2 separate regions of the Homo sapiens genome follow, and region 1 is linked to region 2. Evidence: read pairs that join two places in POLR2A ChIA-PET (ENCODE). Cell type or tissue: Panc1. All regions are shown on one strand. Links, peaks and the distances in the headings refer to the core of each region. The heading gives the core; the rest is flanking DNA.

What was found. ChIA-PET counts read pairs that join two places held together with the same protein. Peaks named below come from ENCODE experiments on the same cell type or tissue, not always from the same donor. Only the 100,000 strongest peaks of a DNase experiment are listed, where the experiment ranks them.
Region 1: POLR2A ChIA-PET joins it to region 2 with 5 read pairs; 10 of 35 experiments call an interaction of 5 or more read pairs at or near these places.

Annotation. Positions count from the first base shown.
Region 1 is chr12:50,038,143-50,041,043 of GRCh38, forward strand. No RefSeq gene overlaps it. Among named protein-coding and RNA genes, the nearest start is that of RACGAP1, 14 kb to the left of the region's middle. RefSeq lists enhancers at 1,518-2,273, 2,274-2,901. In Panc1, for the core only: CTCF peaks have their summits at 1,258 (motif pointing right) and 1,471; a DNase peak (open chromatin) is centred at 1,279.
Region 2 is chr12:49,955,255-49,958,155 of GRCh38, forward strand. AQP2 (aquaporin 2) reads left to right here. Exons shown (of 4, transcript NM_000486.6): 4 at 145-2,901. The coding sequence ends at 354. The region is part of intron 1 of AQP5-AS1 (AQP5 and AQP2 antisense RNA 2); the gene reads right to left. Among named protein-coding and RNA genes, the nearest start is that of AQP5, 5.2 kb to the right of the region's middle. In Panc1, for the core only: no CTCF peak of the experiment used is centred there; no DNase peak of the experiment used is centred there; H3K27ac peaks cover 771 bases.

The DNA.
Region 1 (2,901 bases), core at 136-2,635, 83 kb after region 2:
CCGAGGTTAAATGACTCTTAACCTAGAGGTTAAAATGACCTGCACAGTCTGGGTATATAGGGGAAGGGGCTTTAAGCAGAGCTGGTTGCTCCTCTCCCCTCATCCTTGTATTTGTTCTTTTGACATCTCCTTCCCATAGGTCATTCTTTATGGGCATATCTTACCTGAATCTGAATGGTAAGGAAATAAGGTGGGGTTCCCTGCCCCTGTTGGAGACAGCCCTGTTCTGCTGCCCCCTCCTCCGAGCCCTGTCTGCACCTTCCTCCCTATTTAAGCCCCTGCGGTCCCTTTGACAAGCATCTATCTTGAATTCAAATTCTGGCACAACTTCTCTAGCTGTGTGAATTTTATCAGGTTCCTTCCCCTTTCTAGGCCTCATCTGTTACATAAGAAGAATATAGATCTGTGGTTCCCTAACTGTAGAAACCTTGGAGTGATCAGGAGAGACTCAGCCCCTGGCCTCCATAAAGACTGAGTAGCCCATCTGTGTGTAACTGACTGTGTAACTGTGTGATTGCTGGGAGACGAGATCCAAATGAGCTTTAATGATGCGATCCAGAACTCAATCATCATGTATTTTCTCAGTCAAAAGATAACAAAAGTACAGCTATTGCCATATGGTCATGGTCAGGGAAATTTTTTTGGAAATAGAAAGGTTATGCTGGGTTCTATAAGTTACCCAGAAGAATTAAAAATAAAAAATAAATAAAAAATTTAAAAGGTTGGGCCAGGCATGGTGGCTCACGCCTGTAATCCCAATGCTTTCAGAGGCTGAGGCAGGAGGATCGCTTGAGGCCAGGTATTCCATCGCAGCATAGTGAGATCCCATCACTGCAAAAAAATTTTAATTATTATTATTGAGACAGAGTCTTGCTCTGTCGCCCAGGCTGGAGTGCAATGGCGGGATCTCGGCTCACTGCAACCCCTGCCTTCCGGGTTCAAGCGATTCTCCTGCCTCAGCCTCTGCGTAGCTGGGATTACAGGCAAGTGCTATCATGCCCGGTGAATTTTGTGTTTTGAGTAGAGATGGGTTTCACCATGTTGGCCAGGCTGGTCTGGAACTCCTCAGCTCAAGCGCTCCGCCCACCTCAGCCTCCCAAAGTGCTGGGATTACTGGGTGGGGTGAGTCACCGCTCCTGGCTTAAGTTAAAAAAATAAAAGAATAAAAAGGTTGGAAGCCCCTAGTGTAGATATCCTCTAAAGGCCTTATCAGCTGCCATCCTCCGCAGCCACCTGGGAGAAAGGACTTTGGGCCACCAGGGGGCGCTGCAGCCCTTGTGCAACGTGGAAGCTGAGGCCCATGGTGAACAGGCTCTAAACAGAGAGAGGGGTGAGGTCAAGCTTCTGGCCCAGGCTCTATAGACCACAGTTGAGACCTGTTAGACCTAAGTACTCTGTAAGGGAGGTGTCTCTCCAGAGCTGGGGGAGGTAAGGGGCCCAGGGTGGGGTGACCTGTCCCAGGTCCGCTGCACTGGACTCACACCTGCATGGGGGCTCCTGTGGCAGCCAGTAGTCATTCCTGTCTGGTTGGACCTTGGAGGCGTAGAAACAGAGAATTTCTCAAATTCCACCTCAGCTATCCTCAGACAAGAGGGACTGAGAGGAGGAAATGTTCCTACAAGGCAGGATGGCTATCCCAAGTGAGTGGCTTCCCATGGACCTCGCAAGTGCAGGGAATGGATGGAGACCTATGGAGTCAGGGAAGCCATTCTGAAAGTGGGGCTGGGGACAATCAGAGGAGAGAAGGAAGATCATGCCAGGCAGGGGGGTCTGTCTAGAAAGGTAACAATTCTGAGATCTTTGCTGACATGCAGGGCCTGCCTTGCCCAGCAGTAGAAGGCAGCAGCTCACTGCCAGAAGGGAGGACTGGGAGGCCAGAACCCTCCTTCCACTCCCTTCCCTCCCCTGCTGAATCCCGGGCAGAGCTCCACCCAGCTCAGACACTCCAGCCAGGACTTTCTCCCTGGGAAGGGCCAGAGAGCCTCAAAGGGACAAGGCAGCTCACACCCGCCCCTACCCACCGCCAGAGGCTGAGGCCCTCTCCACTCATAAACCATCAGGACCCAGAAAACTTTCGGGCCCAACCCGAAGATACACTCAGACAAAGGGATGCCCACCATGATGGGGCACAGGGACTCTACCCTACCTTGGGAGAGACAGACAGACAGACACACACACACACACACACACACACACACACACGCACGCACACATGCTCAGGGCTGATTTTAGCAGAACAAATGAAGTAGAATCCAGGGCCTCTGGCCTCCCAGCTTCTCAGGCGGAGCACTGGACTCTGCCTGCCTCACTCCTGCTCTGGAGGTGCCACCCTTCCCCTTCCCAGCCAAGCCCTACTCATCTGCTCTTCCCTTCTCATGGACCCCAGCTGGCTCTGAGCTTCTAATTCTTTCCCACAACCCCTCTGCCCTATCTGCCCCTCCACCCCTTGCCTGGGCTCTGGGCACCATCCCTGTCCCCCAGGCCAAGTGCCTCCCAGGACTCTTCCACCCACCCTCCCACACCTCTGATTCTCCCACAATGCCTGTCTGAGGTTTCCCAAGTGAGTGCTTCCCAGCAGAGAAGGCCAGAAGGAGAGGCAGGCAAAAGAGCAGGGCCATTCATGTTGGCAAGGCTTCCCTGGATGGCAGAGGACAGCGGGACAGGCAGGCAGGCCAGCCACTCTGGAGAGGGTGCACACACACAACCTACCCCTCTTCTCAACAGGATAGTCTCCCAAGCTTGGAATTTTGGCTCCAGCATCCACCCCCACACACCCACACACACCCAGCCTGGTCTGTTTCTCTGGGGCCCCAGGGCCTGCTTCCTTACTGCCTACCAAGCTTTTCCCATCTGCTTTCCCAGGGAAACCCTCGGGGAACGCAGAGGAACTGACTTCCTCCA
Region 2 (2,901 bases), core at 187-2,686:
GTCGTTGTAATTACATAAATAAGCATTTTACTAGATTAATGTCGGGGAGGAGAGGTGCGGCCGCAGAGTGTGCCGCCGGGGCCTGCGGGCTCCGCGTGCCGGTGCCGGCGCGGGTGCCAAGCCGCCCTCTCCGCTCGCCCCCAGGTCTTCTGGATCGGACCCCTGGTGGGCGCCATCCTGGGCTCCCTCCTCTACAACTACGTGCTGTTTCCGCCAGCCAAGAGCCTGTCGGAGCGCCTGGCAGTGCTGAAGGGCCTGGAGCCGGACACCGATTGGGAGGAGCGCGAGGTGCGACGGCGGCAGTCGGTGGAGCTGCACTCGCCGCAGAGCCTGCCACGGGGTACCAAGGCCTGAGGGCCGCCAGCGGCCTCTACGGCCCCGACGGACGCTTGTGAGGCCCGAGGCAGAAGGGCCCACCCCGTCCCTCCTCTCCCGCAGGTCTGAAGTTGGCCCCCCAGCGCAGAGTAGCTGCTTCCTGGACGTGCGCGCCCAGGCCAGTGCTGTGAGCAGGCGGGGAGGAGGCTGCCGGAGGGAGCCCTGAGCCTGGCAGGTCCCCTGCCCTGAGGCTGTGAGCAGCTAGTGGTGGCTTCTCCAGCCTTTTTCAGGGAACTGGGAACTTAGGGGACTGAGCTGGGGAGGGAGGCAGGTGGGTGGTAAGAGGGAAACTCTGGAGAGCCTGCACCCAGGTACTGAGTGGGGAGTGTACAGACCCCTGCCTTGGGGGTTCCGGGAATGATGCAACTGGTTTTACTAGTGTGCAAGTGTGTTCATCCCCAAGTTCTCTTTTGTCCTCACATGCAGAGTTGTGCATGCCCCTGAGTGTGAACAGGTTTGCCTACGTTGGTGCAAGTGTGCATGGCTGGGGACTTCTCACTTCCCCTTGCACCCCTTCCTCCCCAACCTGCAATAAATCCGCTTCTCCTGCAGTGGATGAGTGTGGGTGCCAGTCCTCCTCAGGAGAAGGGGAAGGGAAGGAGGCCACTTTGAGAGGGCTGAAGGGAGGGCCTTGATTTCCAGCCGCAATCTGGCTCCTCCTGGAAAATTTCCCCCACCTGCAGCGCTGGGCCCCAAGGCTTGCCAAGACTCATTGCTGGAGGTAGAGAGGTGTCAACCAGAGAACAGCTCCCCTAGACATGGCCTCTGGAAAAAGGAAATCTTTGGTGGCCAAAGATTTCCTTTCTGTGGTGAGGGAGAACCTCTCCAAAGAGGAAGCAGGCATATGAGTGCGCACGCCTTCACGTGTGTGTATGCTGTGTGTGCCCGGGACCCCCGTCTCCAGGGGTGCCCCAGACCCAGAGATTAGCCTCCCACTTCGGCGCAGAAAACAAAAGCCCTTTGTGGGACCCGGGCCTTTGTCTTGGGTGAGGGGAGATTTGCACCTAGACACTTCTTGAAAGGAGACACTCAGTTTCACAAGTGAGCCCTCTTGCCCAGCACACACCTATGGCTGGCTGGGCAAGGCGCTCAGGCATGCAACCATGGGCACCAGGCAATACCCATCCATCACCCATCTCACTCTCCCCAGTCCTCAGGCAGCAGCTTTTCCACCCCAGGAATCTCTGTTCCTTCTCTGTCTGCCTCTCCACAGCCCGTGATCCCCTGCTTCTGGCTCCTACCACTGGACAGTCATTGTGGATAGAGCAGCCTGCTGCTCTCAGGACCAGAGAAGGGAAATGACTTCTCCAGGCAGAGGCAGATCTGAGTCTAGAACCCAGGCTTCTAAATTTCTAGGCCAGTACTACTGCTCTCAAAAGAGATTAACTGGGATTAAGTGAGATGACGCATGTAAAGATGCTGTGTAAACTGTAATTCTTAATACCATTATCACGCATTACTAGAATCATTTCATTATTTCTGCTTCCTGGGGGAAGGATGCAGAAGGAGTCTGATGCTCAACATCCCTTACCTCCTTTCGTTGATGGCCAAAGCAAAGGAGAGTCCTGGGAGCCCACAAGATCCAGGCAGAAGGAGATGGGTTTGGGGCTGGCCCCATCCTGGCCCAGCCTCTTAACCTCTTCTTACCCTGAATGTGTGCCCTATCTTTTCTCCCACCTCCTTCCTCCTACCACCCAGCCCTATCCATTCTCTCCTTCCCTCTCCAGCCTGCTGTATAAGTAACATGTGGGTCATACCTTGAACCCCCCTCCGCCCCCATGCTCTCTGTGGCCTCCATGCCTTCAAGACTTCTGTCTGTATCTATCTCACACTGCACCAAGCACCCACTGTGCACCAGGCACTAAGTCTCTAGCCTCTTTCTCCCTTCTGCTCCCATCCAAGAAAGACAGTGTATAAGGAACATCTCTGTAATTGTGTCCCCTCTCATCTATGCTCTTTCCTGTCTTCCTTGACCAAAGCTCTCTTTGAGGTCCAAAAAAGGCTGCCCTGGGCCATATGTGCTATGGAGAGGACTCTCCCAAACCCCCAATAGCTAGTGACAGCCACTTGGCCTCACTACCAGAAGAAGGGTGGAGTCAGAAACCAAAGTGACCTCCAGAGCTGTCCTCCTGGCACCTGAGTGTCCTTGCTCTAGAGGTTCAAAGGCAGCAAGGCAGTGAGCTATGAGCCCAGCATGGATGTGTCTCAGGCACCTCATCCCCACCCCACCTCACCCCAACAAACTCCTCTAGAAGAAGCCAAGAATTTCTCTCTATGTCTGTTTCACTTTTTGGATTGCATCTCCCCAAAAACTAAATGTGAAATCCCTACCATTTCTAGCCTCTATTGCCCAGATTGGAGTCAGAGGTCAAAAAAGGATTCCAAGTGATGGAACTCCAGGGGTGGAGGGAAATTGGCAGTTCCTGGCATCTCTTGTGTACCAGCTGCTGTGCTGGGTGCCTTGCATGCACGGACTTATCTGATCTTCCTCAAACTTCAGATAGGTTAGGGAAGGACAAAGGCCCC